Regions from separate parts of the Homo sapiens genome. Here region 2 is linked to region 1. A link is a loop called in an ENCODE intact Hi-C map of the cell type or tissue named here. Cell type or tissue: mammary epithelial cell. All regions are shown on one strand. Links, peaks and the distances in the headings refer to the core of each region. The heading gives the core; the rest is flanking DNA.

The links. Peaks named below come from ENCODE experiments on the same cell type or tissue, not always from the same donor. Only the 100,000 strongest peaks of a DNase experiment are listed, where the experiment ranks them.
Region 2: a loop joins it to region 1, with 7 times the contacts of the local background. A loop is called at or near these places in 73 of 110 quality-filtered maps.

What each region holds. Positions count from the first base shown.
Region 1 is chr13:51,784,731-51,800,950 of GRCh38, forward strand. DHRS12 (dehydrogenase/reductase 12) reads right to left here. Exons shown (of 9, transcript NM_001377533.1): 2 at 14,804-14,937; 3 at 6,435-6,527; 4 at 5,281-5,362. The coding sequence starts at 14,929. Among named protein-coding and RNA genes, the nearest start is that of DHRS12, 11 kb to the right of the region's middle. RefSeq lists enhancers at 9,058-9,417, 12,323-12,851, 12,922-13,001. In mammary epithelial cell, for the core only: a CTCF peak has its summit at 13,179 (motif pointing left); a DNase peak (open chromatin) is centred at 13,151.
Region 2 is chr13:51,587,194-51,603,413 of GRCh38, forward strand. All of the region lies in intron 1 of WDFY2 (WD repeat and FYVE domain containing 2), which reads left to right. It also overlaps the pseudogene RN7SL413P and the pseudogene ATP5PBP1. Among named protein-coding and RNA genes, the nearest start is that of WDFY2, 11 kb to the left of the region's middle. In mammary epithelial cell, for the core only: a CTCF peak has its summit at 4,098; a DNase peak (open chromatin) is centred at 3,958; H3K4me3 peaks cover 130 bases; H3K27ac peaks cover 2,333 bases.

The DNA of each region.
Region 1 (16,220 bases), core at 10,991-15,990:
AGCATTCTGCCTTGGAAGCACTGTTCTCTGTTTTCCTCTGAGTCTCCATACCAAACTCCCTTCATGGATGAAAACAGAGTTTTACCACATGATTACTGAAATTATGTATGTGTCTAATTCCCCCACTAGGCCAGCAGTCCCTTCCATTTCTCAATCCCCATAACTGGCCACAGCATCTGGCATAAAATGGGCCCTTTATAAATGTTTATGTAACAAGCCAGGCGCAGTGGCTCATGCCTGTAATCCCAGCAATTTGGGGGGCCAAGGCAGGTGGATCACCTGAAGTCAGGAGTTCAAGACCAGCCTGACCAACATAGTGAAACCCCATCTCTACTAAAAATAAAAAAATTAGATGGATGTGGTGGCGTGTACCTGTAATCCCAGCTACTCAGGAGGCTGAGGCAGGAGAATTGCTTGAGCCCAAGAGATGGAGGTTGCAGTGAGCTGAGATTGTGCCACTACACTCCAGCCTGGGTGACAGAGCGAGACTCTGTCTCAAAAAAAACCAGAATGTTTATGGAACAAATAAGGTGCCTTTGTTCGTTAGGTATTTTGATTAATAAATAGTTAACATATTAAATTCAGGTGACCCGTTTTCAAAGAATTGGAATGTAAAAAAAAAAACAAACCCTTGTGGCAGATTATTGTTCAATATTCATTCTCTCCTCGCCACCTCTGTGGGAGAAGTACACTTCTCTGATTCTTGATTTGGAGCTCTGTGAAATGATTTGCTTTGATTAATTGGATATCTGCTGATTTCTGGATTGGTTAACTGGATATCATGTCCAGTTAATCAAAGGGGCTTGGATGCAAGCAGAGGCTTGGAATTGCTCGCACACCTGGGCCTCTGCCATTGCCCTGAGAATATACGTTGGCCAGAATATGCCTTGGTCCAAGGAGGATACAAGATATTTGGCACATACTCCATACCAAACCTGCAGCTTGGAGACACACAGCTGAGCCCAGCTGAGATCAGCCTGCTCAATAGATCTGCAGAAGAGTCAGCAAAAATGCATGCTTATCATTGTACACCCCTGAGATTTTGGAGTTGTTTCATAGCAATAGCTGATGATACAACCCTACACTAAAAAATGCCCCAACCACAATTTTGTTGTCCTTTGTTTAGGAAGTGAGTCACAGACTGGTTTTAGACTACCTCTGAGCCTCAGTTTCCTCATTTGTAAAATCTGTAAAATGGTTATGAGACTGAATGAGAGAATCCAAGAAAAGCCTTCAGTGCAGCCTGCAGCACAGGGACTGTGCTCAGTATGTGCTATTGTTATGAAAGCATCTCTGGACCTGGGGTCCCTGTGTCGAACAGCAGCTCTCACTAGTTACTGGGATGTGCCCGAGGAGGGTGCCACGTAACAGAATGTCAAGCGACAACACTCTGTCTCACGACGTACATCCTTCCAAAGTGACCTAAGGTGAACTTCCTCGCCTCCTGCCAAAGAGCTAAGGCACCACTGCCTGTTTATCACAGTCAATTAATTGGTGACGCAGCTGTCCTGGTGGAGATAGAATCAGTGTCCTCGTCTTGTGTCCTGTGGTGAGAGAGGCTAAGATGCGGGTGAGAGTTTTAATCTGCTAACGCTAGGCTGTGGCAGGCTGCCAGCAGGGCACTTAGCTCAGCCTCCCCGCCCTCCCTCTCCCATCTGTCTTCACTCCTCATGGACTCTTAATGCCACTGAATGCTAACAGGCAAAACGTATGTGACTGGAGGAGACCTGAAACAAAGGGGTGAGAACAGCCACCCAACAGAAGCTGTCTCCTGCAATCTCTTCCCCTCCATGGCTCAACTGTGCATCAACTGACCCAGGGCAGCTCGCTTTTGTCCCTCAGTAGGATATGAAAATCTCTCCAGGCCCCACCCGCCCCCGCAAAAGGCTAAGAATTATTCTTTCCAAACTATCTAATTCATACACTGTGATGTCTCAACAAAGCCGTGTGTAGGCATGGGTGCTGAAGGCATTTTGCATTTAACTATTCTACCAGCTTCAAAACCCTTAGGATCCAGTGATAAATCCTGCGAATGCTGAGGTTTACGCTCTCCTCAGAGTATCAGGAACCTACTGGTGTTTGGCTGGAGATTGCAAATGTTTCTGACAGCTCATGTGAATCTTAGAAAATAGAAAACAACCTATCCCACATTACATAATCAGGCCAGGAAAACATGTTTCATATTAGAAAGGCAGCCAGCAATTTTCCAGGACTCGGACAGGGGTCCAGGTTTTTTGTCTGGCCTGGTCCTGCTGAAGAATGACAGCACTTTAACCTCTCTGTATCTCCTTCTCTCTCAAGCAAAGACCCATGGAGCTGCCCCTCTGTGCTGGCATGCCTCTTTGTGTATTGTACTACTTCCTTCACTTGAGAGAGGATGAATAAATATCAAAGCCCGAGAATTATTACGCTTCTCAGAGAGGTTGGAATAATCAGTAAGATGTTTCTAACACAAACAGGAAATGAAAAGGAAGAGATAGCAAGGTCTTTAGAAGCAGGCTGGATCCTTACAAAGGTGCAACTTAACCAGCTAAATAATCAAATAGACAGCCCCTTTAGAGTCTATCAAGCCTGTCCACATTCCCAAGCAAGGCCAAGGTCCCCAGATTACCCTCCTTTTCATCTTCCAAAACCTTTAAGCTTCTCTGAGAGGTGCCCCCAAACCCCAGCCCAGCCTTCCCTGGCATAGCTGGTCACCCCCTCCCAGTACTTCTTAGCACTTATTTAGGATAACACGGTGATGGGGTGAGGGAGGACATGCTGGGATGGGTGGAACTGTGCACTGGTAATGAGCGTGGGTCGTGGAGGAAGTCAGACCGAGGTTCACATTCTGGCTCCTTCACTTGACCTTGGGCAAGTGAAACAATCTCTCTCAACCTCAGTTTCCTCATCTGTGATGTAGGACTACCTCCATTATAGCACTAAATTAAATATAAGTATATATATTATATTAAAAAGTATAAATATATATAAATATATAATTTATATAAAACATATATACATATAATTATATTATATATTTTTATATATAATTATATAAATTATATATAATTTATAATATATTAATATATATTTATATATAATTTATATATTATAAATTATATAAACATATAATATATAATTATATATAATATATAAATATATAATTATATATAATATATAAATATATATAAAAATATATAATTATATATAATATATACTTATATATATAATTATATATAATATACATATATATGCAACTCTCACTCGTGGCCCGGCCGCAGCGAACACTTAGCAGAATTTTGTCAGATGGTGGGTGGATGGGTGAGCAAGAGCTGGCTTCATCCTGTGAGGTCACACAAAGCCCAGTACTTGGAAGGACCCTGCACCTGGTTTAATGCTCTGTGGTCGCTGCATTGAAATCCTTAATAATTTTTTAACATGGAGCCTCGCATTTCCATTTGGTGCTGGACTCTGCAAATTATGTAACCAGTCCTGCGGAACAGTGCCTCGGGGCCAGCTGCGGCACTCTGGGAGTCTCAGCTGTCCCATCGAGTTATGAGCCAAACTCTAGCATGACCCCACATTTTGGTACTTTTGGTCATTTCAGCAAAGATAACATATTTGGAACAAAGTCAGTGATGAAAATATTTTGTACTAAACCTGTGCCATTTCATACAAGCTTCCAGGTATATTTGTTTTGAAAAATGCAACCTCATCACTGGGGAGAAGGCATCTTCCCACTCCTAGCCTTTCTTTCCTTGAGAAGAGAGTGCAATTAGGGTGAGTTCTTTCTCCCTTGGACCTTCTTCCATCTGCCAGGGAGATGGAGCACGTTTCCACAGTAAATTTAGCCTGGGCGCAGTGACTCACACCTGTAATCCCAATACTTTGGGAGGCTGAGGCAGGAGGATTGCTAGAGGCCAAGAGTTTGAGACTAGCCTGGGCAACATAGTGAGACCCCCACCTCAACAACAACAAAAAATTTTTAATTAAAAAAAATTAGTCAGGCATGGTGGTACATGCCGTAGTCCTAGCTACTTGGGAGCGTGAGGTGAAAGGATTGCTTGAGCCCAGGAGTTTGAGGCTGCAGTGAGCCATGATCACGTCACTGCACTCTAGCCAGGGCAACAGAACAAGATCCTGTCTCAAAAAAAAAAATAGTAAATTTAGTAAATTTGGGGACAATCAGCGGGGCTTGCTCAGTTCTGCTCCTCCCCTTCTCCTCTTTCTGGGGAAGAAGAGAAGGGGAGTCCCCGGTGACCAGGTAGGTGAATGCTTCTAATTCTTGGGTTCCATATGAGGAAACCCATTTGGCTCTTGCACTGAGCCATGCCCTTCAACCAGCCTTATCAGTAACAACAGTGATATGTTGGCTTCCAACTGTTATTCCATCGGCTTACTCAATTTGTTCAGTTCTTGGTTGGGAATAGGGTTGCTATATATTGGACACCCTCAATGACTCCAACAACCACCAAAACCCCTGCCATCCATCTTGTGACCTAGAACAATACTTAATTAAAACACCCCCCTCACTACAAGGAAGTAGGATAGGTCCTGGGAAGAGTGTTGGATTCACTGCATCTCAAAGTTGAAAGGCCCCTTGGATTGAGAAGGAGAAACTCCAAGGAGACTAAAAGCATAGTACATTAGCTCTCAATCTTTAGTGTGCACCAGAATCATCCAGAAGGCCTGTCAAACTGGATTTAACTCTTGGCCTCATTCCAGAGTTTCAGATTCTGTAGATCTGGGTGGGGAATCTAAGAATGTGCATGTCTATCAAGTTCCCAGGTGATGCTGAGGCTGCTGGTCTGGGAACCCCACTTGGAGAGCCACTGGCCTGATATAAAATGACTTCACTCTGCTATTACAGAGTAGCAACCAGAGCCCAGGTATCTGTGCTCTAGCCAATGCGCTTCTTGGTCCATCTTCTTGCCCACTGGTTGCACCTTCCTCAGCCCTGGCTGGAAGTTCCTTTGGTTGCAGTTTTTAGACTTGCACTCAACACTTAAGCTGAACTTGCTCTCCTCTTCAAAACAATGTCTATAAACAGCCTAGCGCTTCCTAGGAAAAAAAACACTTCAATACTAAGTATTTCTGGCACCAACACCTATTATAAGAAACATGAAAAGAGAAAGTGTTTTATGAAGAAAAATAAGTACAATTCAGAATAAACTTAAAGCAAACGTCATCAGGCCCAGGACCAAGAACCAAAAAAGTTGGTCAATTTTTTTTTACCCTTCTATGGTACATTCTATGTTTATTTTGCTAAAAACAAATAAGAAAACTTCTTGTACTTACCCAGAGTATTGGCAGCAAAGTTTTTTTCAAGTCCATCTTCTGTGAGCTCTCTTTTATTGACCATGCAACCTGCATTATTGATCTAAAATTTATAGTTCTCATTTCAAAATAAAGAAAAATAGGGCCAAAAGACCTATTTCCATCCCCACACCTCCACTACCCCACCCCCAGCTCTTTTTCAACTTTCAAGTGACAATGACAATTTGCTCAACTGATTCTTTACTCCAAACCCTTTGCAGGAAAATACCACTTGTGCAGAGGATTCAGCCACAGAACTGTGCAAAGATCGCCAAGTGAGACAGCTTGGCCAGGCAACCTAATTCATGAGAGAGTGCTCTGGAAATTCATCTAGTCCAGAACGGTCCAATAGAAATATCTAATCTTAAGATTTCTAGTAGCCACATTAAAAAGGTAGTAAGAAACTGGTAAAATTAATTTAATAATATATTTAACCAAATATATCCAAAATAGCATCATTTTAACATGTAATCAATATAGAATATTAATGAGATGGCATAGATAATTTTTTTCAGGCCTTGAAACCTGCTAATTTATACACTTACACCACATCTCAGTTTGGACTAGCTACATTTCAAATGCTTCACAGCCACACTGGACAGCACAATTCCAGACTCTGGAACAACGTTTCAGAGCACATCAGAAACTCTTCGGATAGAAAAGCAACTTAGCTCCAAGTAGAGTATCTGGGAAGAGCACACTGGGACTCTTTCTATCTGAGTCTACCCAGGCTCTCCATGGAGTTTTGTGCTAATTATGTTACTAAAAGATTTGCCTGTCTGCAGGAGGTATTCTTTTGGACAAAAAGAGCTTCTAATTTCAACACACCAATCCCCAAATCTACAGAATTGAGAAAAATTTATATACAAATCATCATTTTATAAAACATGGAACATATCTATCCTCCCACAACACCTACCCAGTGGATGGCCCCTTCCTTTCCCCACTAATCTAACCACATGCGTCTCCTCTTAAATCCAATGAGTAAACTTGATTCCATGAACAGGCCCAAGCATAAGAGAGTCTTACTAAGATTCTTCCATAAAGACAGGCAAACATACATATCCGTCCACATCCACAGACGGAAACAATGGGCCAACATGAATTTATTCTCCACTTATGTTTACAAAGCTCACCAGAACATGGAGTTTATGTTCCTGCTTGAAATTTTCAACAAATTTCCAGATTTGCTTGGGATCAGACAAGTCCACAATGTGCAGAAAAATGTTCTAAATTAGAAAGCAAAAAAAAAAAAAACCCTTTTTAAAAAGATATAAACTAGCACTTTTAATTTTAAAAAAGTATACGGTTTTTAAAAAGCAAATACTTTGAAATGATATAAAACGGAAAATACCAGTCCCACTCCTCAAAAATAAACCATTGTTCAGTTTTTTGTGAATCATCCAGAAATATTTTAAGCATATACTATATATACAATACATATATTTTAAGATATATATTTTATATATACATACACCACACAAATAGGATCAGACTATGCATTGTTCTACATCCGTGTTTTTCACTTAACAATATGTCTTTTAGTTTTTGGTGGTAAAAACAGTTTTTACTTTTTTATTTTATTGTGATAAGGATACTTAATATGAGATCTACCCTCTTAACAAAATTTCCAGCATGCTGACTAGGTACAATGTTGTACAGTGCACCTCTAGAGTTTATTCACCTTGCCTAACTGAAACTTTGTGCCCTTTGATAGTAACTCCACATTTCTCCTTTCCCCCAGCCCCTGACAACCACCATTCCACTCTTTGGTTCTATGAATTCTGAGTACTATGGCTACCTCACATAAGTGAAATCGAATAGTCTTTGTCTTTCTGTGCCTGGCTTATTGAACTTGGGTTAGCTCCTCCAGGTTCATCCATGTCGTTGCAGGATTTCTTTCCTTTTAAGGCTGAATGATATTCCAATGTGTGTAGGTATGTACCACATTTTCTTTGTCCATTCTTCTGTCGATGGACATTTAAGTTGTTTCCACATCTTGGCTATTGTGAATAATGCTGCAATGGACGTGAAGGTGCTAATGGCTCTTCAGGATCCTGATTTCAATTCCCTTGGATAAGTACCCAGAAGTGCAATTGCTGGGTCAGATGGTAGCTCTATTTTGAATTTTTTGAGGAACCTCCATACTGTTTTCCATAGAGGCTGCACCATTTTGCATTTCCACAAATGGTGTGCAAGGGTTCCAATTTCTCCATAACCTAACAAACATTTTTTGTTTTTTGTTTTTTTAGCAATAGCATCCTGAGAGGTGTGAGGTGATATTTCACTCTAGTTTTGATTTGCATTTCCCTGACGACTACTGACATTGAAAGTATTTTTTCATATATGTGTTGGCCATTTGTTTTTTGTTTGTTTTTTCTTGAGAAAAAGAGTGCCACTGCACTCTGTCGCCCAGGCTAGAGTGCAGTGGCATGATTTTGGCTCACTGCAACCTCCGCCTCCCAGGTTCAAGTGATTCTCCTGCCTCAGCCTCCCAAGTAGCTGGGACTAGAGGTGCATGCCACCATGCTCAGCTAATTTTTATATTTTTAGGAGAGACGGTGTTTCATCATGTTGGCCAGGCTGGTCTTGAACTCCTGACCTCAAGTGATCTGTCTGCCTTGGCCTCCCAAAGTTCTGGGATTACGGGCATGAGCCACCGTGCCCAGCTTGTGTTGGCCATTTGTGTATCTTCTTTGGAGAAATGTCTATTCAAGTCTTTAGACCATTTTCAAATCCGGTTATAAGTTACGTCGTTGTTTGTTTGTTTTGCTATTGAGTTGTAGGACTTACAAGAGGTCTTGGAGATGATTTTGTTACATATGAATCCACCCTATTCGTTTTAATGACTACATAATTTACCTTTGCATGGATATGTCAGGGTTTCCTGCTGCTGATCTTTTTTTTTTTTTGGTCAAAAGTTTGCTCTTCAGACAGTATCTCAGGCACATCATAAATAAGATGACAACTTCTGCTGTGACCCTTAGTCCTTGCTCATGACACTTTTCAATCTCTGCCTTGTATCATGGTTATCACTGGACACAGCCACCTCCCCAGCAGGCTTAGAACTCCATGAGTAAGGGACCCTGTCTAATGTGCCGTTTCTCCTTATGGTATTACACACAGTCATAGGCATGGTAGTCGACTAATGGATCTTGGCTGTTTAAACCTTTTTCTCTGTACCCAGTACCTAAGTCCAAACTTGCATTCTTAGCATCCAATGAATGCAACGGCATCCTCTCTGAGCATCAGTGGACATACGTGACTTATCACTAACCCAAGGCAGAGGGCACCTAAGTATTGAACCTACAGACGAGGATCTGAGCAAGAGCCACAACTCCTTTGACAAAGCAGAGAAGTTCCGTGCCCTGCCTGAGTTTCCCCATTAATCAAGCTATAAAACTCAAAGCTGTAGTCGAATTTATTTCTACTCATCTTAAAACATATTGTTTTCTCACCTGAGACAAATGAGACAAAGCAACTCCACATTTTCATGACTCAGAAAGTCTAGTCAGGTTGAACACCATATTCAGCTTAAGCCTGGCCCAACTGAATATTCCTCTGCCTTCAAAGGATAGGAAAAATGTTGTCTGTACAGAGCTATTCTCTTTTAAAATGTCTGTGAAGGCCCTCACCCAGCCAGAGCGAACAAGGCTGCTGAGTCATATCTGAGTCAGCCAGGAGCCTGTACCAATGACTGCAAACTGAGTCTAGACACCTAATCCTTCCATTTTGAGGCCTTGTCTGCCACCACCCTAAAACTCCCTCCTACCAGAAAGCGCTGTGTAACATGTATACAAAATCCAGGTTAAAACAGCAACAAAACTCAAGTGAACTAAAAGCAATTCTGCTTTAAACGTTCCACAAGTTATCTGAGCTTCCTGGAAGCGCCTGAGATGTCTCAGAGTGAAAAGGAGGCAATAGCAGGGAAGAGAGAATCACTGTCCTAGACAAATCAGCCACGGAGCTGGTGACATGAAGCACCAAGAAAAGAGGAAGGAAATCATCTGTGTCCCTCTGAGGCAAAACAGGAGGCCACAAAGCACCCAGAAGGAGAGGCTGGCAGTCTGCTGTGGCCAGGAGAAGGAACTGGAAACAGGTGCATGTGTGTAAAAGTCCCAATCTGCGGAGCCACACAATGAGAAGGCTCACCTTAGGAGCCACTGGGCCCCACTGTGATACAAGCATGGTTACTGAAATTGAACAAAACAAAACTCAACTGGGACCCTTTCTGCAGACAAGCCACCATCTATAGCGGCTGTGTGACCCAGGAGTCATGAGGTGACATCATGGGGACTGATCCCCCCATCAGAGCAGTTCCCACAATGAGCACGGTAAACAGTGCATGGAGGTGTTTTGTTAAGTAGAAATCATTCTGGAGAAATGAGGCGGTATTTCATAAAACCACTGAGGTCTTGGGAAGCTAAATCAACCATTCTCAAGAAGCTAGAAATCCACATTGGCCTGGAAGAGCTGGAGAGTCGAAACCCGTTTTTTATCATGGTGTGTGATGTTGGTGGAGTCAATCACCCATAAGACATAAGTGCTTTCACAGAACCTTCCAGCCACATCAGGAGGCCTGCAGGACTGAAAAATGTTGCCCAGGCACCTGTCCCTCTGTGATCTTTCCCTCTAAAACCCATAACTCCAGTGTAATCATCAGAAAGACATCAGACAAATCCCAACTGTGAAAGCCTATCTCAAAAATAGCCTATCTCAAAAATCCCGAGAGCCTATCTCAAAAAATAATACATAAAATAGAAGTTTTTTTTTTTTTTAATGTTACCCATGGAGATAACTGCTAGACGAAAGTCTGGAGCCAGGTACTAAGGTGGGGCTGAACTGCAACCAGAAGCCTGGGGAAAAAGGTACACCCTGTTTCTCCCCTAGGCCCTTTGGGAGCATCGTGTCCAGTGGACTGGTGAGCCAGCAGTCTGCTCTACAGTAACCAGTACTCCTTTCCCCAAGCTTAAGCCACACATAACCTCTCTGAAAGATCACCTCAGCATGATATTCACCTCTCTATATGGCCAAACACCTGATCTTACCAAGCCAGCGTGTACAAGCAGCTGAGATCCCCACGTGACCTTGAGCCTTACCTGGTGCCTGTGCTCCCTGGCTCAGCTGGCCTGCCGCACACCTCACCCAGACCCTCCTGCCCAAGGGACCTTCTTTCTTTGATGTTCACCCAACCATGCACGCAGGACCAGCTGCTCCACTGCCCTCACAGCTCTACCACACATCTTTTCTGCTACTGGGGGCTTGCAGGCTTCCACCTCCCACTGAGCAGGGCCTAAGCACTGATTAAACAGAACACACTTGAAGCAGAGAATGTAAGGTTGGGAGTGGTAATAATATTAGTATAAACAATAATGATAATACCAACAATAATAATAGTAGCTACTTCTATTGATTGAGAGCTGTTTGTTCTTAGGATACCCTGAGCTTCCCATCTTGTAGCCCTTATCATGTTATTTCAGTAACATCTAACAGACACCTCTTTCAACAGAGGGAACTGAACGCAGGGATTGATTTCCCAGGTGATTAAGGAAGGTGAGAACTCAACCAGGATTGGTGAAGTAACCCAGAGATTAGTAACAACAGGAAACTACCACCAGCCCTAGGCTCAAGGAACAAAGGGAGAATGCAGTGTGGCCTGAGCCCAGGAACCAGAAGGAAGAACCAGAGAGGAGATTCGCCATCACCAGGGAAGCCAATATCTCAATTCCCCCCTTCCTTTCACCTAGCAATCTTCCTCTAGTAACTGCCATTGGCCAAACCCAGCCAAAAGCTGTCTGGTTGTAGGAGCTGAAGAAACACATACCTTGGGGTTCATACTATTTGTCCCCCAACCCACCCCCACTATGATACAGAGCATGGCGGCCAGGCCCAGGGCAGGCACACACACTTCAAGGAAACTGTTAATCACTTGTATCCTGCACAAGACTGTCTGGGGCTGTGTCTGTCCCAATCACTGTGTCTCCAGCTGTTTGGCATACGGTTCACCCTTAAATACATGTTAAAAAACTAATAAAGTCAAGTTACCCCTATTTTTTAATGAGGAAATGAATGTTCAGGGAAGCTAAGAACTTTGCCCAAGCTCACAGGCCAGAAAGTGCAAAACCAGGACTCGTATCAGAGCCCAACTCCCTCCTTCATACCACGCTTTTGTGTGTGGGCTGCCTACCAAAGGTAGACCAGATGAAGCTGTGGAGTGGGGCCTCTTCATAAGCAGGGAGGGACAGCTGATCCCTGGCAGAGCCTGGAGGAGACACTGAGTCAGGGAAACCACAGACACTGGCATAAGCAGACAGGTACCCTCATCCTGGACGCTCCACCTCTGAGTGCTGGAGGCCACTTATAAACCCGAGAGAGCAGTGAATGTCCTGTGTGTGCATTCAAATCCCGTCAAGTGTATCTGTATGGAGGTGAGGGGGGCAGTAGGCAAGGGCTTGCTTTCTCCCCAGTGCAGGAACATGCTTGCTCCCCTTTTCAGCTCTCTACCCCTCCTAAACATGGTGGAATTAGATATAAGCCAAACAGATCCATATTATCATCATTTTTCATTTAAATATACTTTTTAAAGCCTGTGGCCCACACCACAGCAGGCTGGAATCCAGGCAAACCTCCTCCTGTCCGTGGCCTGAGATTAGTATTCTTGTTGCATCCTGCAGCAGCACCACCGAAAGTTATCAGCAGGCAGACAGCCAGCTTTCAATCTCGAGAACTGCAGCCCGCAGATCGCAGCGGCACTTGCAGACATTAGAGGAAGATTTAGAGACCCTCACACTTGCCGCCAGCACTAAGCCTCTGTAAGGCACCTGATGGCATGAGACTGGGGATTTCCATGAGAAAGGGAAAGGAACAGACACTTGGTGTGAAAATGTTATTTCAAAGTTGATGCAAAATATTCCATCCTAGAGAGGGGCATTCTTCTCTTTGACCAGGGTCCATGCCTGAGGGTGGGTACTGTCTGTCCCTCCCCAGCTTCCCTCCTACAGGCCCTCCAATTGTGGGGTCTCCTAGAGAAGAGGTAGGAATGGAATGAGGATGTTCTTTAGTGACAGTGAGCGAGCAGCCATGACTGAGGGTCCTTTTGGGGGTCAGGGTTTTCCATTCAGGGCAGCCTTATGGCTACACGATGGATCATGGGAATATGATCTATACAGCTGCACACGCCCTGCGACTGGAAAGGCCTCAAGCTTGGTTTAATGTCCTGCCTTTGTTGTGTAGAAATTCTAAATAACTTTTACACAAGGGTCTTGCATTTTCATTTTGCACCGAGCCCCACTAATTATGTAGCCAATCCTGGTTCCAGCTCTTTCAGAACAGAAAGACCACAAAATGTGAGGCAGCTCTGAAGGCTCGTGTCAGAAAGTAGCTCTCATCAAGACCCAAATGCTGCCGGTGTTTCTCTTTATTAGAGCACATCGGGTCAATGCATGGCTCCGTGGCACCCGGGTGACCCTTGCTGTGTGTTGCTGATGTGGGCTCCCTCTGAGGTGAGGAGACTGGAAGTATCACTGTCCAGTGTAATGGGCCTCTGCCTGCTGGCCTCTGCTGGTTTCACAGGCAGCTCAGGACCATGCGGTCAAGCCTCAGTGCCCCCACTTATCCCCTTGTCAAACCTAGCCATTCAAAAGCAGGGCCCAGCTCCCTGCTGGCCGAGGCTGCTTCCAAAGCAGAAGCACAAACACAGGCCCTCTTCAACCCAGGGAAAGCGGGTAGGAGTCCAGCCTCCTCACAGCTGACCATGGAGGCAAGGAAACCCAGCAGGAGGGGTGAGGAGCTGCTCACCTGGTTACCGCTCTCCCGGATGATCTCACCCCTGGCATCTTCTGCTGGGGCTTGATCTCGACAAACCAGGTGAACTGTGCCACCTGGTGGAATTCAATGAAACCATCTGTGAGTTACAGCGAGAGCTACAGAAACCAGCTCTTCCTAATGAAAAATGAAGACATATGGGCTCACAGTTGACACTCTTCTGTTAAGCCTAGATGGGTGGTTCCCAGAGTTAAGAGCAGCAAGGGCGATGGTGAGGGAGGTGCTGGAACCTTATTGCCTACCTGTGCTGACAGTGCGTCTGGAATAACATCCTGATTTTTTGAGGGCCTGAACACATCAAGGATAAGAAACATTGATCTGGGTCACATATGCCTCCCTAGCATCTAGCATAGTAGCTGACCCAGATGTGTTAAACCTGGCTGCACTTTAGACTCATGTAGGGAGCTTTTAAAGATCTAGGCGATAGGCCCAGGACTGGGTATGTTTTACAAGCTCCCCTGGTGATGTAATGTTCAGCCAAAGTAGACAGCCACTTGCCTAGCATGTAGTAGAGACTCAAGTATTGACTGAATGTTGAGTCCATCAGCAGCCCTCATATTATCCCAGCAAATGCCACACCATCATCAATCAAGGTCAATTTAAAGCAGAATGCCTTCGCCGTGGCAGCTAAGAACGAATCGTTATGGAGTCTGCTTTCTTTACTAAAAATCACCCACTTGATTAAATGGGGTGTTTCATGGGAGGCTACAGGCTAACCACAACACTAGCCCCTCTTCTCTCCTCCTCTCCGCACTTCAGAGTGCTTCCCAGCTGCTAAGATGCAATTAATCCTCTCCCTGACTTGGCAGATAATTAAATAAAGCTTCAAATGATATAATAGTCCCCTGAAAAATGCCTAACTTGGATTTAGAGAGAGGAAAAAAGAAAACATCTTCAGCATCTTAAAAAGTGATAAATTCACAACCTAGTTCCCCACCTTCTGCTGGAACATCCATTTTTCCTGAAGAGGCTCTGGAGAGATGCAGCAAACTTTTCTAGCCACTGCAGAGCCATTTGGTGACCCAGGATCGTTGAGCTCATGCAGGAAATTCTGGCATTTACCATGAGGAAGACTTCTGCTGACTGAAGACTTTACAGTGCACCTGAAGCACCTCTTTATAGTCAAGCTTAGGGGAGGGAAGCGGGAGGCTGCTCTAGCCCTGGAGGCTGGACCCCAGCAAGGAGGAAGTTTAGTTCAATGCACTCCTCTCTCCAGGTATTTTGGGGGCCTTGGTTCATAACTACCATCCACATCCAAATTGCAGTGGACTTTGAGGCTCCCCCTCCCCTTGTCTCTCACCCCAGGAGAGTCTCATTGAGAAGACATGAGTTAGAGACCAGGTGTTCATGTTTTTGTTTTTGTTTTTTTAATTAAATTCCACTGGGGATTCTGATGTCCAGGGTTTGCTTGAGCCCCTCGCTGTTCTTAATCAGAAAACACTGGGACACGTGGGCAGGACCCCAAGCTCGCCTGAGAATTAATTAAGTGTTGAGGAAAGGGCTCCTGTTGCTCTAGCCACCTGGAGCTCAAAACTCAGAAAGCTGGCAGCTGTGCCCAGAACCATGGGATCGCCGTCCAGGACTTCCTGGCCTGCCTGTGACACAGGGTGCCCTCCTCAGTGTGGACCGGCCGCAGTCTGGCCGTGGGGCTCAGTGGACACACGTGTTAGCAGCTGCTTACCTCGCTTGGCGATTTCAAGGGCAGTTGCTTTGCCAATGCCGCTGTTTCCTCCAGTGACCAAAAAGACTCTTCCAGGAATCTGGACCTCCAAGTCATGAGGGACAAAGTCTTTACATGCAGATTCATAGCCACTCCTAGAAAGAGGAGACCCACAGGAAGACCAGCTGTAAGGAGTGGGGAACACAAACCCCTGCAGGAGAAAGCCTAATTCTAGGATGGGCATTATTGCTGTCTCCGCCTCTCCCAACACATCACGAAACTCCTTTCTCCCTTGCCCTCCCTGCTCTCACAAACACCACTATCTCGGGGCCTGCATTTCCTGGACCATGATCTTTCCAAACTTTTGAAAATATTGGAGATTCCAACATTTTGGCATCCAAATTGTCTTCCTCTGACTGCCCCGATCCTGGGGAGTGGCAAAAAGAAAAAAAATCCCTTGACAGATGAATTGCTCTTTTCCCTTTTGTGGGGGGCAGGTTTCAGGAAGCTTAGGAGACCATTTGCATTGTGCTTATTGCATTGCAGGACAGATATCCTTGCCTACTTGGAGAAACGGGGGAGATTTGCAAGTAGGGAATAAAGGAGGAGGATGGTAGAGTTATTTAAGCTCTGCACCCATCAGAGGAAGCCAAGGCTCCTTCAGGGACACAAGGTGTGCACTGCACAGCTCTAGGGAGTGCCATTCGGATCAGAATGATGGGATATTTGTATCTGCATTATGATAATGTTCTGGCAGGTGGCAGAAAAGCATATTGCAGAAGAGGTATTTTTTCTGATTTGCACAAAGGCATCATATTGGATAGATGCAATTGTGAGTTCTTTAACTGTTTCTTTTTCCCATTCCTTTTGCGATACCTCTCTACCTTTACTCTTCTAGTATTTCCTGGCTATGAAATTGGCTAAGGGCAGTGGTGGCAGAATGGTGGGGTTGGCAGGTGGAGGCCCAGAGGGCAGACTCTGCCCACGCACAGGCAGGCTGGGGTCTCAGAGCTTACATCTCTCACCTACGGAGCCGAGAGATTTCTCCTGGGCAATGCAGGATGGGACTCTGATCTCAAGGCTCCACAGATGCTGAGAGCCCTCCCACAGGACCTGTTTACAAAAGGGTAGCCAACAGCTGGCCTCCTGCCCCATGCCCTGGTACAGCACAACTGCCAGTTACATGCTCTGGAACTCGGGGAAGTGGCCAAAGGATGTTTATGAGCTTGGGTTTGGTTTGAAAGTCATTGCCACGGGGCAGGCATTGCCACTTGTTTCAGTCAAGCCAGATGTTCTTAAGAGAACAAGAAAAATGTTCCTGTTTTCACCATCTGTAACTCACCAGAACATGCAGGGCAGCTTAGAGAACACCCTACCCATTGCTTCTGCTGTGAGTGGCAAGCAAGACTTCTTATTCCAAAGCCTTCCCAAAAAGGTT
Region 2 (16,220 bases), core at 1,383-6,382, 210 kb before region 1:
ACTTCTTCATTGCCTTTATGTGTGCCTTTGAAAACACTTAACATTTTCCATTTTAAACGGTGTTATACAGTATATACTTCATGTCCATTTTATTTTCTCTTCTGTGAGTTCCCTATGGAGCTTTGTGTGTCTTATTCATTGTATCATCATTAGGGCCTAACATGGTACCTGGCATGCAATACGTCCTCAATACACGTTTGTTGTATCAGTGACTGATCTGTTTTTTTGCTGTTCCTGAAAGCACAGCATCTTAACTACTGTAGACTTTTAGTTGATATTTGTTGAGTGAATTATATGATGACCTATGAAAGGCTTATGTGGACAAGTATACACTTGTAGGAAAAGTACTGGACTAGGTGGACTTTAAAGTACTTCAAAACTCTGAAAGTCCATGAATTGCTTCATTTATTCCGTCAACAAACATTTGAGTACTTACTGTGTTCCAGTCACATGCATACATGGTAATGATGAAAATGATAAGGTCCTTTCAAGATGCTCACAATTTAGTGCAGGAATTTTAGAAGAATATTGCTTAATAAAAACAAAACTACTACTTCCAAGATTTAGTATTGGAAAGAGAATTTCAGATGAAGAATGGCAGGATTCCACAATCTGTATTATCCCCTAAATTTTACCTCCCGTTGGAGGATTCTTTGACTCAAACTGCCCTCAATAATGGCCTGATAATACTCAAATCTTCAAGCCCAAGAGTGGATAAAAATTCTTGCCTTCAGGTTCCTTTTAGCAGAGTTCAAACAGCCTTGAACTTTACTCAGTATTAATGGAGGAAATATAAAGGAATAGAAGAAATGTAAAAACAATCTGATTTACAAATAAAGATTTCTGGTGCTACCATAATACAGAGCCTGTTTCAGGAACTCCCCACCCTTGTCTGATTCTGTCTTTGCTTTAGTTGTAGTTAGATTATATACCCAAAGGGCATACCAAACTTTGATATTTTGGATACCTCATTTCCCAGCTTCTTTTTGGACTGTCTTTTCTGAGTGAATGCCATTTTAGCATTCCCTGCCTAGGAGCTTCCTTTCAGACATCTCTGCTCTGTTTTGGTCAAGACTTATGTTTAGTCAGCAGCTTAGCAGGGGCTCCTTTGTTTAGTGGCAGCCTCTTCAAGTGATGAAAGCCAGGAGGGACCTCTCTCCAGGTGGGACCAGTCCCATGCAGACCTTTGTATCTTCATAAGTTCTTTATAAGCATATCAACACAAGTCAGTAATCTTAGCATTCATACAGAGACTTTCAGTAACTTGATAGTTTCGTTTAGGCAATTATAGGAAATCATTCCCTTCCTAGGAGTTAACAACAGGTACAAACATTGTCCTCTGGGGTTGCCAATGAACCTCCTGCTTGTGGTGGTTAGAGAAGACCAACAATCTCTTCTACAGATGGGTCTTGCAGGGTGAGTAGGAGTTCTTGTGAAAAAGCCTTTCCTGTAGAGGAAAGGGCATTTTAGATAGAGGAGGCAAGAAAACTCCCATTCATTAAGAAGCACTAGAATGTCCTGATTAAGGGTGGACAACGGAGCCAATTGGCTTGAGTTCAGAACTCAGCACTCAGTGTCCTCACATTTTGAGGAATCTGGAAATTAGTGTCTGCAGGAGGAGTGACTCTGATAGCAAAAATTACTGAACCCTTTGGTTGAAAGATTTCAGGGTTCTTTTTCTGGATAAAAAGGCCTGTGTTGGTGGTAAGGTGTAGAGAAGGAGGCTGTAGGAGAGATAACTATAGAGAAGAAAGTTACTGGGGAGGGCGATATGGGGAACTGCCTTTCTATATTCTGACTTTATTCAGGACCAATTTATACAACATAGGCCCTGCTGTGTTCTCTCTAAGTCCTGAGGGCAGAGCACAAGCAATTGTTAAGAGAGGGGTGAGATTTTTAATCCCAAAATAAGGAGATCTGATCCCCAATGCCTAGCACAAAGGAGATATGCATTATATGTTCCTTGAATGAATTAAGCAATGACTGGTGATCACCTTTTTGAATTGAAATGGACCTGAGGATTTTGTGAGTTTCTGTCAGCAAAGGTATTTAAGTTGAGCCTGAGAGAAGTTTAGCAGCTTGCTTTAGGCCAGGGTAATCAACAATACAATATGGGATGGGAGTGGGAAGGGGCTGGGATGAGGGGGTTGGATTTTTTTTCTGCTTCGAGGGCCTTTTTTTCCTGACTCTAAATTACTATGATTCGAAGTGGCCATGACTACTTGACTGTTTCCTGAAAAAAATATGTTAAAATTTTATTTCATCTTATGAATCCTCATAGTATTGGTTCATTTACCATTAATTCTTTTTATTATGAAATTACACTATCCCAGTTCTCTGCTTCAACCATTAGTTTGATAATTAGACCTTGGTGCAGTTCAGTTGAGCTCCTGATAGAGTTTTATGTACCATGTATTTTATAACATTTGCACAATTTTCTTAAGAAATGCAAATCAAAGTTTTATAGTGCCAAGCACAGTTCTGAAAGTTGAGGACTTTTCAGAGTGAGGGAGTGAGCGCTCTGAAGTCAGCAAAATTAGAACCCATCTAAACTAATTTTTCAGTGTGTGAAGTCTCTAATAGCATAAAATTAATACACTTTCCACTGCGCACTTGAGACTCATCACTTGGTGGTAATAATTGTGGATTTCAAGGTCCCAAAGAGGGAACTTGTCCTGTATGATTGTGGAAAATTAGACCTTTACTCCGAATTCAAAACATGAAGCACTCTTCATGCTAGCAAATCTTTCTGGGAACAGGCTGCCTCTGTGTTTCCAAAGGTCAGAAATAGACTGACTTTTTAAGGAAAGATCACTATGGGAAAGCTTATTTGAGGAGGCTTACTAGAGGAGGATTAGCTTCAAGTGATCCCAGAGCTCCTGACAGTTCTGAATTTCCTGTTTTTATATTATTAAACCAGAGTCTGTCCAGGACCTCACAGATCTTAATCAGTATATATTCATCCACATATTGCAATGCTATGGGAAAGTTAGGATGGCAATTCTGACACTCTTAAAATGAGTAATTTTTAAATCTTGAAATCCTGACCAGCTGTCTTACACCTCAAGTGCTGCTAAACTTACTTTGAAAAAGGAATATAGGTAAAAATCATAGGATTTAAGTAGCTAGAATAAACTTTAGAGAGATGGCCTTTTCCAAACAAACAAAACCAAAACTTTAGAAAAGGAAATGTGAGTTTTTACTTGCACAGCATCTTTCTCTGGCTGTCTGTTTTCACTTTGCATTTGGCTTTGAGAAAGCATGGAGAATCATCTTGATGTCATTAGAAATAACAGTGTGGGGAAAATTAAAACACTTTGTGGCATTTAGAAATCAATAAGTAGATTGTGATTTAAGACTACTGCAGGTGGTGATTTGTTGATATCTGTAACACTAAACTAAATTGTGTACAGTATATACTTAGAAGAGACTGACCACCATACCAAGCTTTTCTTCTCAACTATTGGCAGAATAGAAAGAATTTAAAAAGAGATCACACTCCTTTATTTTTATATGAGTAGGTCTCCCAAGGAGAGTGTTACAATTAACCTAGAAATTCCCTAACAGAGAAAAAAAAAACAAAAAAAACTCCCCTTGTGCAACTTCAGCAAGCAGTCTTCTCTTTAAAAAAATTTTTTGTATTTCGGGGCAGGGAGCCTCTTCATCCAAATATTTTATTTAGTCCTTAGTAAAAATTAATTCAGAAGTATGAGAAACTAACCAGTAAGACCAAAAAAGAAAAGGTCATCTCCTTGTCTCTTGGCAGGGAGTGCTACTTTATGGTCTCCTGTGCCTTTAATTTAAGGATTCTTGGAAAAGAACTGGGAGTCTGATCTCAGCTCTACTCTGCATTGACCTTGGCATTTCCTGGGGCATTTCATCACTCTAAGCTTCAGTTTGTCCATCTGGCAAAGGAGGGGGTTAGATTTCCTAGCTATGACTCTTGTACTGTGATGTGCTTCTGTAGTGACTAGATAAGTAGTCTCTGCAACCATATCATCCTAAAATCTCAAGTGGAGGAAAGCACGCATTAGGGAAAAAGCAGCATGCTTGTGTGAAACTGTCAGCACCTCATGTTGCAACTGTAAAACGATGCTTTCTAGAGCCTTTGGATGGCAGCGGTTATTTATTCCTGGATGAAATATTAAGAAGTATTTGTTTTGTGTTAGTGCCTAACACCCAGTTGAACTAGATTCACTACATTCCTACTTCTAGATGAGTCCTTTACTTTCAAACTCTGGGTGGTTTGCCAGCAACCAAGTCAGGGCCTGGGTTATCTAGATTAATGCTTTGGAAACTTTTTAGACCATAAATCATAGTAAAAAATATAGTTAGCATTGCTACGCAAGACTGACATACTCTCTCACACATAGACACACATATGACAGAAACAAAGGTTTTATGAAATGGTATCCTCTTAATGTGACATGCACACTATTTTCTGTTCTGTTGCAGCCCTTATAAGATCCTAGTTGTGACCGTTTCAATTAATTTCATGACCCACTAAAGGATTGTGAACAAGAGTTTGAAATATTACAGAGCTTTAGAAGAACTGGTAATGTTTTGTACCTTCTTTTTCTCCCGTTATGTAGTTTCAGTTTTCTAGAAGATGGAAATGTAATTCAACTTGGGGACCTAAACCCTGCCAGCCTACCCCACCCCTGGCCTGGCCTGCTTTTCTGAAATTCCCATTGACATTATAGAATTGACCCAGTCTGACTGGAAGCCTTCAAGTTAGGAGATAACTGTTCTAAAGCCTTTCAGCCCAGAGCCAGAGAGGGTTCAGAAAAAAAGTAGGAATGTTGGGGGGAGGGGGGAGGGATAGCATTAGGAGATATACCTAATGTTAAATGAAGAGTTAATGGGTGTAGCACACCAACATGGCACATGTATACATATGTAACAAACCTGCATGTTGGGCACATGTACCCTAAAACTTAAAGTGTAATAAAAAGAAAAAAAAAAAGAAAAAAATTAGGAATGTACCAAATTGAGCATTTGCTATTGTTTGAGTGGCTGCATTTTAACTTCCTGTCCTATGTTAATTTATTACTGAGTTAGGACTCAGAAATGATGCATCACATCTAAATTATGAATGTTGCCAGGTGGGGTGGCTCACGCCTGTAATCCCAGCACTTTGGGGGGTTGAGGCGGGTGGATCACCTGAGGTCAGGAGTTTGAGACCAGCCTGGCCAACATGTTGAAACCCTGTCTCTACTAAAAATACAAAAATTAGCTGGGTGTGTTGGTGGGCACCTGTAATCCCAGCTACCCGGGAGACTAAGGCAGGAGAATCGCTTGAACCCAGGAGGCGGAAGTTGCAGTGAGCCGAGATTGTACCACTGCACTCCAGCCTGGGCAACAGAGCGAGACTCCATCTCAAAAAAAAAAAAGACAAAAATAAATAAAATAAAATTAAAATAAATAAGTAATGAATGTCAGTTGTTGACCTCTCTGTGTGACTATGCTTTTCTTTTAGCTGGGCAGATTTACTTATAACACAGAGCTATTTAGAGATTTTATGTATTTTCCATTGGTTATTAAATTATTATCTCTTTTCCGATTTCTAAGGATCAACTTAAATTTTAAATAATCATCATAATAATCGCTCTGGAGTATGTTTACATTTTAAATAAAGATAATATAGGCCAGGCGTGGTGATTCACACCTATAATCTCAGCACTTTGGGAGGCTGAGGTGGGAGGACTAGCTTGAGGCCAGGAGTTCAAGACCAGCTGAGCAAGATAGCAAGATCCTGTCTCTACAGCGAATAAATAAATAAAAGATAATAACCACAATAAAGAATTACTGCTCATAGATCCCTTAGCACAGTGACTGTTAGTATTTCATATATTTCCTTCTAGTAGTTTCTCTAATGCAGTTTTCAAAAATATGATTGTAATCATACACTTTTATGTTCTTGCCCTCACTTAAACTTTTGCCAGCACCTACCTAGATTTTAACCATCATTTTAAGTGGCCTTATATTTTTGCTTTCCTTCTGTATTCACTCATATTTATTTAATGATTATACTGTATATACTTGGCCTCTGATCTCCCATCATGAACAAGGCATATCCTACTCTCAGGGTACTGGTGATCTAGTCAGTACATCATAATTTATCTTCTCCCTATTGTTTATTTACATTATTTTCAGTTTTATAAATGTTATGATGAACATTTATAAATTGTTATACATATAGGTGTCCCCTTCTATCCCCCACCCTGAGTTTTTTGATTATTTCTTTAGGAAAGATTGTAAGAAGATTGCCATATTATTTTCCAAAAGGTTTATGCCACTTTAAAATGCTTATAGTTATGTATGCATATGAGAATGTTAGTTTTGCCATACCTGACCAGCCATGGATATTATTATTTTAAAATTCTTTTTCATAATTTGCTTGATAAATGGTGGTACTTTATTGATGTTTAATTTGTATGTTTTTGGCTGACTGGTGAATATTTTTCTGTTCGTTTATTTCTAGTTATTTTTCCTTTTGTGAATTGTCTGTTTCTGTCCTTTGTCCATTTCTCCATTGAAGTCTCTTGGTTCTTCTTAACAATTTCTTTTACATATATTCTATAGATATATTAAGAATATTAACCCCAGGCCTGTTATATATCCAGATATATCTTACATTTTGTTGTTTGCCTTTTCATTTTTTGTATAGAAAACATTTACTTTTAAGTTTAGCTGTCAAAATTTATTTTAAAAATTTTAAAATGAGAGACAGGGTCTCACCACGTTGTTCTGGCTGCAGTGCAGTGGCCATTCAGAGGCACATTCCCACTACTGATCAGCAAGGGAGTTTTGACATGCTCTGTTTCCGACTTGGGCCAGTTTACCCCTTCTTAGGCAACCTGGTGGTCCCCAGCTCACATGAGGTCACTATATTGGTGTCTAACTTAGTGTGGACACCTAATTAGCATAGCACACTATAGCCCAGAACTTCTGGGCTCAAGTGAACCTCCTGCCTCAGGTTACTGAATAACTGGGACTACAGGTGTGTGCCACCACACACCTTTTTTTAATAATTGAAATTTCTTCCATCACTCCTAATTTTTGAAAGTAACGCTTTTCCTAGGGAGCCACTGATACTCATTTTTCTTTCATCTTAGTTATATAATTTGATGAAAAAATAACTTTTTGATTGGTTTGAAGTGTATTTCATTAGGTGGCATAATTTGGGAAGTATAAATGGATTTTCCTAAAACTTGCTGTTAATTATTTCTACATTACTTATTGAGTGGTCCTTATATTTTCTTTTGTATTTATTTGTGAAACGACTTTTATCACAAATTTCAGTTCTCATAATCAGCAGGGCCTGCTGTGGCCTCTGTTGTGTCTTAGGGAATCTCTTTGCCTCTTTTAGCACCAGTTCTACACTTTTAATTATTGTAGCTAATGAGTTTTTCTTGATTGCTTGCCACTATGTGTCTGCAATGATAGCCCTAATCTCTCTGTCCAGGTCATCTGGCTAATGGGAAAGGAATCAGATATTGGCTCTTTCCAAAGCCTTAGGATTTTACAGTCTCAGTTTCCGTGTCTGCAAATTGGGAGTAATGACTCGTCCTAGTGTTGTTGGGAGGTTTACATGAGATGATCTTCCTGCAGCACCTGCAGCACCTGCAGCACTTGGAGCATAGTTGGTGCTCAGTGAAAGTTTGTTTTATTTTTTGTTTATAACACCAGCACACCTCTAAGCAGGTAAGCTTTTTCTGTTGCCATGGTTCCATTAAGACTATTTTAAGACTCACTTTGGATGTACAGAGTTTGGTCTGTTGAACTTTTTTTTGTTTTTGTAGAGTTCTGAGCCCCTTTTTTCTTCTCTATTATAGAAGGGCGAGGTTAACTCTGTCATCTTTATACCACCACTTTCCAAATTTGCCCTGTGACAGCCAGTGGTAAGGAGAGGTGTGTAGTGGGTGGGTGCTGTGTTCTCCTTTGCAGGCTTCTATCTCTCTCTTCATTTGCTATCTTGCCCTGAAATGGTATGTCCCTTGTCCCCACTGGTCTCCTGGACAGCAGGGGCTGTGTCTTCCATGGCTTCCATAAGGAATACACTTAGGGAAGGATAAAAGTTTAACTAAATTGTTCTTAACCGGAAGCTTAGGCATTATAAACTGGCAACTAGCAGACTGAAGTCCACCGTTGGACAGATTTTGAGTGGTCCACACACAGTGTTTTTAGAAGTTTTGAATTTGTCGGCAAGGTTTAAACATATGGACTTCACATAAACACCCAGATTGCCAGCTTCTCTTGACACATGGGAAGACGGAGCTGTGCCAAGCCATGAAATTATCGCCTGCAGACCCCTTGCTCCTGCTCTGCCTGTTGGGGCTAAGGTCCTCTGAGCTGGCCATGAGAGGTGAAGATATGCTGCCATGGCTGCCTGCTGGTGGGAAAGCAGCACACGAGACCCAGAAAGCCTTCCTCTAAAATCTGAAATGCTTCCCCTTTTTTGGACTAAGTAGTTAGAGCTTTGATATTTAGAAGAAGAAAAAGAAAAAAGAAATCAAAAGATAGCCAGAAAGCTCATGTTTCTAAAAACTTAGATGTGGGCCAAGGGAGGAAGCATATAGGTAAAAAATCAAGACACCTTTTATAACAGATGCTGATGTACCCAGTAAATATATAAATAAAGGTGGGTATTGGTAAATTAAGGACGGCATTTACCCTTCCTGATTCCCTCTCTGGAGGCATTTTTTTGGGGGCCAGGGACTGGAGTCAGAGAAGCCTGGATTTGACTCTTTGCTCTGCCACTTCATATTTAAATACATTTAAATTCTAGTTTTAGAAAAGCTTAGATTACATTGTTGCTTTTTATTTTGTGCATCTGGATTAATATTCCTGGAGTCAGTTTACATGCCTTGCTGTTAGAATCTCAGTAACCTGTTTTAGTGTTCGTTGGGGGAGAAGGAGTGTTGGAATGGCTAATTCATTTCATTATATTTCGATTTGGGGGATATTTTTGAATTTATATTTGAATAATTAATTCTCTTTACATGTCAGAGCTTAGATTGTTAAACAGTTTTGAAAGATGAGTAATTTTTATCTAGAAAATAAAATTAAATTAAGGAGGTTAATCTGCATGCATAGTTAGCTGAATTGGCATGCTGTTTGAATGGATTAAATTGGTTTGGAGTTTGGTTGCAGTGTGACTTTTCTGACTTATTTTTCTTATTGAGCTTCCATTTGGGAAATTTCTGTCACATCAGATATGCAAAATATAAATCTTTGAGTTCGATGTGGATAGGATAGGGCAAAGTTTGAGAAAGTAAAGTTCACCGAATCCTAAAAGGTTCTGTCAACCTTAAATAATGAGATTCAGAAAATATGATTTAAATACAGTTTGAGTGCAAAGCTTGAGGATGATCACCTGGAAACACTGACTCCAAGTGAATGGGCTCAGTGTTCCAAAGTGAAGTTAAGGTTTCACTTACATGGGTAGAGACAGAGAAGTTCCAGCAAGATTGCATTGTTCATATAAGACCAGAACATACACCACAACGATTTGATTGGTTACAGATTGCTACATTCCAGGGAAGATTCCTTACTCCATGAGAAGGGACAAGGATCTGAGGGGGTCTTATCTCTGGTGCTGCTTGGCCTTTTAATTATTTACAGGAAAAAAGGCAGAAGTTGCAGCTGTACACCACGTGACTTGGGCTGTGTAGCCATATTCCTCTCAAGGCTCAGAATAAGTTAAAATTCCAATAGCTTTAAGTTGGAATTATTTTAAGTTTGAACAATTTAATTTCACAGTTCAGTGTAGTATACGGAGAAGAAGCGGTCCAGAAAAGTTCTCTTGAGGCTCTGGGGGCATGTGTGGGCTTGTCTACAGGTAGATTATATTTCTCCAGTGTGTGGTCCTCCTCCCACCTCACTTTAATTTTTTGTTTTCTTTTTAAAAATGTTCTACTTTACTCTTTAATAATTTCTCATTATTGAATTAGTGGAAGTATAGATCATTGTCAGAATTGAACCCAGAAGAACTGTATACTATATACCAAGTTGTTGCTTTATTGATAAGTGAACAAACGGTTGAGTTCTTGAGATTACTGTGTTGAGATTTCCAGTGCTCATAGGCACTTTTCTAAGGGTCTTTGGCTATAATTGAAGTTCTTATATTTTGGTCATAAGAACTTCATTGATGTCCTTACCATTATATAATTACTGGGAAACTACATTCTTAAGCCTGAAGGACTGAACTTGAACTTGAAAACTTTTGAAGCAATGAACTGTTTTCACATTGCACAAGTAAGTTTGTCCTTTGAGGGATGCTGCTATAGTCACTATTTTCAGGACCCGACATTGCTTATTTCTGCTTTTTCAAAACTTTTGCTTAAAAAGTTTATCTGTCTGTTGCTTTTGTTGCCTAGTAGTTCATGCTTATGTATGTGGAAAAGTGAGGTTAATGATGGCAAAAAATCCTGGATGGATTTGCAGAGAGAATGGGATCAAAATGGCAGAAACATTTAGTTACTTGAAATGGAGTTTAGCTAGGAGATTGCAACAATTTGAAATAAAATAATCATAGTACAAAAGAAGTAAGGTTTTAAAAATGTTACTTATTTGGTAGTTTGTTTCCCTTGAAGAAATTCTGAATATTTGAATGAAAAACAGCAGGTAGAAATAGATACTAGCATTTACATTTACAAAATAATCAACCTTGGTGGTTTTTAGTTGATGGTACATGTATATGCAAAATTCAGAAGGCTATGATGAGTGAAGTCTCCCTCCCACTCATGGGTTTTAAGATTTTGTGAAAGGAAAACTGATAGGATTTCCACAAGGTCTAATATATATGCCCTGATATGGATCTCAGTGGGCATTTCTGCTTCAGCTGTGTTAAACTTTTCCCTTATAAAACTGCTTTGGCAGGGGCAGGTGTGGTGGCTCACGCCTGTAATCCCAGCACTTTGGGAGGCTGAGGTGGGCAGATCACCTGAGTTCAGGAGTTCGAGACCAGCCCGGCCAACATGGTGAAACCCTGTCTCTACTAAAAATACAAAAATTAGCTGGGTGTAGTGGCGGGCACCTGTAATCCCAGCTACTCGGGGGCTGGGGCAGGAGAGTTGCTTGAACCCAGGAGGTGGAGGTTGCAGTGAGCCGAGATTGCGCCACTGCACTCAAGCCTGGACAACAGAGCGAGACTCTGTCTCAAAAAAAGATAAAAATACAAATAAATAAAACTGCTTTGGGAGGTCAGGGTCACAGGGATGCTAAGATTGCTGCCTTGTTACTTTTCTGCTTACGCCACAGTGGACCCCTCTCTGAAAAACACAGCCCTCCTAGGTGCAGGGGGCATGCAACAAGGATCTTTCACACAGGGCAGCCAAGTCTTACCCCTCTACCTTCTCTTCCTGAATATGGAGAAAAGTTCTTGGCCTGATCCCTAAGGAATTCCTCATTTCTTTATCCTAAAATCACTGTAATAGGACTATGTGTACTCGGAAATGGGTTTATCTTGTATTCTCTATCCAAAGAAATATATATGGTTATGCCGGAGAATTTTGCTACTATATCAATGGTAGGGTTACTTGTCTATGTAAATAAAAATATTCTCCTCTATTGGAGAATTTGCTGATGAACTCAATGAACAAAAAATTGTCCAATTAGAAGAGGTGAAGCAGGCTTTCCCCAGACAAATTCAGCACGAGATTGATTTGGAGAAGTCACAGCAGGCACTGGTCCACAAGTGCCATTTACTTTTTTTTTTTTTTTTTTTTTTGAGACAGAGTCTCGCTCTGTCACCAGGCTAGAGTACAGTGGTATAATCTCGTCTCACTGCAACCTCCGCCTTCCAGGTTCAAGCGATTCTCCTGCCTCAGCCTCCTGAGTAGCTAGCACTGCAGGCATGCGCTACCATGCCCAGCTAATTTTTGTATTTTTAGTAGAGGTGGGGTTTCACCACGTTGGCCAGGATGGTCTTGATCTCTTGACCTCATGATCTGCCCACCTCTGCCTCCCAAAATGCTGGGATTATAGGCATGAGCCACTGCTCCCGGCCTTAGAAGTGCCATTTACTTTTTTGACACCCAGAGGGATAACATTGCTTTGGCCTTGGAGGCTACTTACTGAGAATAGCTGCATAAAGTATAGAAGGCTATAAAGAATTGCCTGGACTATCATATCTCTGTGCAGACTATTATGGGAGAAGCACAAGGTGCAGAGAATCTCTGCACAGCAAGAAAAGGAGACATTTGTGAAGCGCATGGCACAGTAAAGCTGCTCACAAAGAAGGCTCAAGCACAGCCAGCTCTATTAATGTATCTATCCCAGTTGAGACAGCTGGAAACAGTTGACTGACTAAATGGAAACTAATCTATGTAACAACATGTTTTTGTATTGCTGTCTGCTGAAGTTACTGTATATGTTTCCTAAAAATGAAAAGTTTGAGTTTCATGTAGTGAGAGAACTAAGTCCATTGGCCAGTCAGATGTTTCTCACCCTTCTTACTCTGGACTTTGAGTTGTTCCAGGATCACTTTTGAATAAGGAGCTTACTTTTGTTAAAACTTGCTGCCTTACTAAAGATTATAAGTTATAGTTTAAATTTGTAATTAATTCTGCCATCTTGCAATAAAGTGACAATTGAAACAAGGTTTTCCAAGTTGCATAATTTTATGAAGTACTATTCAACTTTTGTCATGTGGGTGAAAGTTAAAGATGCCATTGAACTACAAAACAAACAAACAAACAAAAAAAAAAACAAAACAAAAAAACCAAAAAACCAAAACTGCTCTGGGGCTTGCAGTGCTTGCATGTGGCCACTGTGACACAAAAACCTTCTTCCTTCCTCCTTCTCCCCTACTTCTCCCTCCCTCATCTCCAGATAGCTGCATTCCCTTAGCACACTCTTCATGTATTTATTAAAGCACTGCCTCACATTGAAATTATTTCTCTTCTGCCCTGTGGTCCTTATCATTGTATCTCTCAAGACCTCTAGATCAGGGCTGAGAACACAGTAAGTAAAATTGAAACAATATAGGTTTGTGTTGTGTATTAGGTCACACTGAGGGAGAGAGTTACTTTGAAAATCAGTTGTGTCCTAATGATATATAATGATGGAGTCCCTTAGGTTTCTTTGATACAGAAACCAGCTCTGGCATTTCCTGGTAGGAGACTCAAGTATCTTGCAGAATCCAAGGGATGCATTTGGGTCTTGGGAATAGAACTGAAGACTGGAGCACATGGACAACCAGGAAGTCTCTTCTCCCTACTGCTCATCGGTTTCTGTGTATCTGCCTCATTCTTTCTTGCTCACACTGGCTTCCTCTGTTTCTTTCTTAGTCCACATGGCATAACATGGCTGCCGGCTGCTCCTGAATTTTACATTACAGTCTAGATAAGCAGGGAGAGATTGATCTCAGACTCCCAGAATTGCGGAATTCCTTGGGAAGGAACCTAGTGGTCTGGCTAGGGTCAGCTGTTCACTCTGGAATTATGGCCAGAAGTAGAGTCATGTTGCAGGGATATGGCAATCCCCACTGCAGTCTGTGGATGGGGAGAGGAGGGAAGGGAGGAGGGGCATGTCTCAGAAAGAGAAGAAAGATAAGCAATCCAGTAGGTGCCCACTACTGGACCCTATGGGCATGAGATGAGCCCATGCCCTTTTCGTTGGTCATTGCTTTAGTAGTAGCGGAATAATGAACACTCACAGACTCTTGTGTTTCTCCTGACCTTCATTGCTATTTTCCGTGAAGTCTGCTCATATAGCAGGTGACATGTTCAGATGGCCATTTTCTCATTGCTTTATTTGCTGATTTGACATGTGGACTCTTTTCCTGTAGTGAATATAAGATGAAGAATGGGTAGGTATTTCAATATGAATGTTCTGAGCAAAAGCCATTGTTATGGGACAAATTTTAGCACTGGTGAGTAGACCCCATATGATAACCATATTTTCTAAACTCCAAGTAAAAACACATGGCTCAACAAAATATTTTTTCTTCTGATGGATGAAATTATTAAATTGCATTTTGTGATATATTTAATCAACTGAAATCCAAAAAATAACATGAAACTAGACTGCCAAGCATATATGGGCACAGCATATATCCTATCTCAGGGAGGAAGTGGAAAAGCCTCAAGTATATTAATAGTAATTAATACTAGGTTACTCTTTCTGAATATGTACCATCGGCCAGACACTGGGTTAATCTGTTTATGTGCCTTTTCTTATTTAATTCTAAAAATGATTGTATGAAGTTAGTAGTTTACTTTTTTTTTTTTTTAGACATAGTTTTGCTTTTGTCGCCCAGGCTGGAGTGCAATGGCGCAATCTTGGCTCACTGCAACCTCTGCCTCCGGGGTTCAAGCGATTGTCCTGCCTCAGCCTCCCGAGTTGCTAGGATTACAGGCACCTGCCACCATGCCCGGCTAATTTTTGTATTTTTAGTACAGACGGGGGTTTTACCACGTAGGCCAGGCTGGTCTCCAATACCTGACCTCAGGTGATCCACCCGCCTTGGCCTCCCAACTAGTTTACTGTCATTTTAAAGATGTAGAAACTGATGCAGCTAGGAAGAGGCAGAGTGGGGAAGGGCACCCTGATTCATCGGACTCCACGCCCCTTCTACTCCACCTCACGATACAATGCCACCTCTCCATGAGGCGCTCTGGAAGAAGATGCAGAGGCATGAGTGTGGAGCCTCCATGGAAATCACAACAGGCTGAACTTGTTTTTCAGAGGAAAAGCTAGCAAGTCAGCTAGCCAATCAACAAATGACAATACAAATTAAATAGAAGAGGGCAGATACCCCTAAGACATTCCTTTTAAACCCTTGCAACTCCCTTCTTTACTTGCTGTGAGTATTGGCATTACACAATTGTAGATATGACTTTGAGTTATATTAGGAAAAGCTATGCATTTATTGTTGGAACAGGGTCTTTGAGGAAGTACTTAAGAACTGGGTGGGGCTTTTATCAGTGTGGCCTAACCAACTGTAATTAATGTGTTGCATAGCAACATTTCTATCAACAACAGACTGCATGAATGACAGTGGTCCCATAGATTATAATGGAGCTGAAAAATTCCTATTGCCTAGTGACATTGTAGCCATCTTAACATTGTAGTGCAACTTTTTCCGTGTTTAAATCCATTCAGATACATAAATACTTTCCATTGTGTTACAGTTGCCTATAGCATTCAGTACAGTAACATGTTGTACAGGTTTGTAGCCTAAAAGCAATAGGCCATACTCTATAGCCTAGATATGTAGTAGGCTATGTACCATATGGGTTTGTATAGATACACTCTATGATGTTTGCACATTGATGGAATAGCAACTGTACTAGTTTATTTTTCTCACATAACAAAACATGTGGAAATAGGTGCTCTTAATCTTTTTCTTCTCCATTATCCCTAATATGTGGCTTTCATCCTTGTGGTTGCCCCATGGTTGAAGATGACTCTTTGACCTTCAGCTTCACATCTGCTTATAAATATGTCACAAGACTACCTAGCTGCAAGGAAGGATGAGGGCATTTGTTCATTAGTTGTTTTTGAGCAATTGTAGTTTTTTAGCTGAGCACATTGATAATTGAACACATTTGGATATTGGAGAGATAAATGACTAGTATGACCTCCCATGAGGCCTTTGGTTAGGGGAAATCCTTTGTACTCATCTGACCAGTGTTCATGCTTTAAGCTTAGGAGTAGCTTTTTCTCCAAATGGGTTCCATTTGCATTTTGTATCCTGTAAAAGTGTTTGTAACTCTTCCCCCTACTCCCAGCTCTGCCCCTTCGCTTGTATTGCAGGATTGCCTTTGCTGCTTGGAACATGTTTCCAGATTGGACTGAATGCTGTGATCTAAATCCTTATACCTGGGGACTTGTGGTTTCTTGAGTTCAAGCATATAGGCCTGGGACTTTTATGACTGATACAAAGTGCTTTGACCATGGACCACCATAAAGTTCATCAATTAATACGGCAAATGGAAATGCCAGAAAGATTGCCAATTTTTGACTGCCTTTAAGAACCACCAGGAATCATTCCTTTGCTCTTCTTGTTTAGACACCACATATTGAACTGCTGGAGGAATTCGTAAGAGCCCAACCACTGCATGTTTCCTACTAACGTTTTTCTTCCAGAACATCTGTAGTAGAAGTTCCCTTGTGGGGCATTGGGTTCCCTTGTGGGGCATTGTGAGGTAGTAATGCCTGGTAGGGCCTGGAGCAGCAGGAGCCTCAGGGTTGTGTGCTTCCAGCTGTTA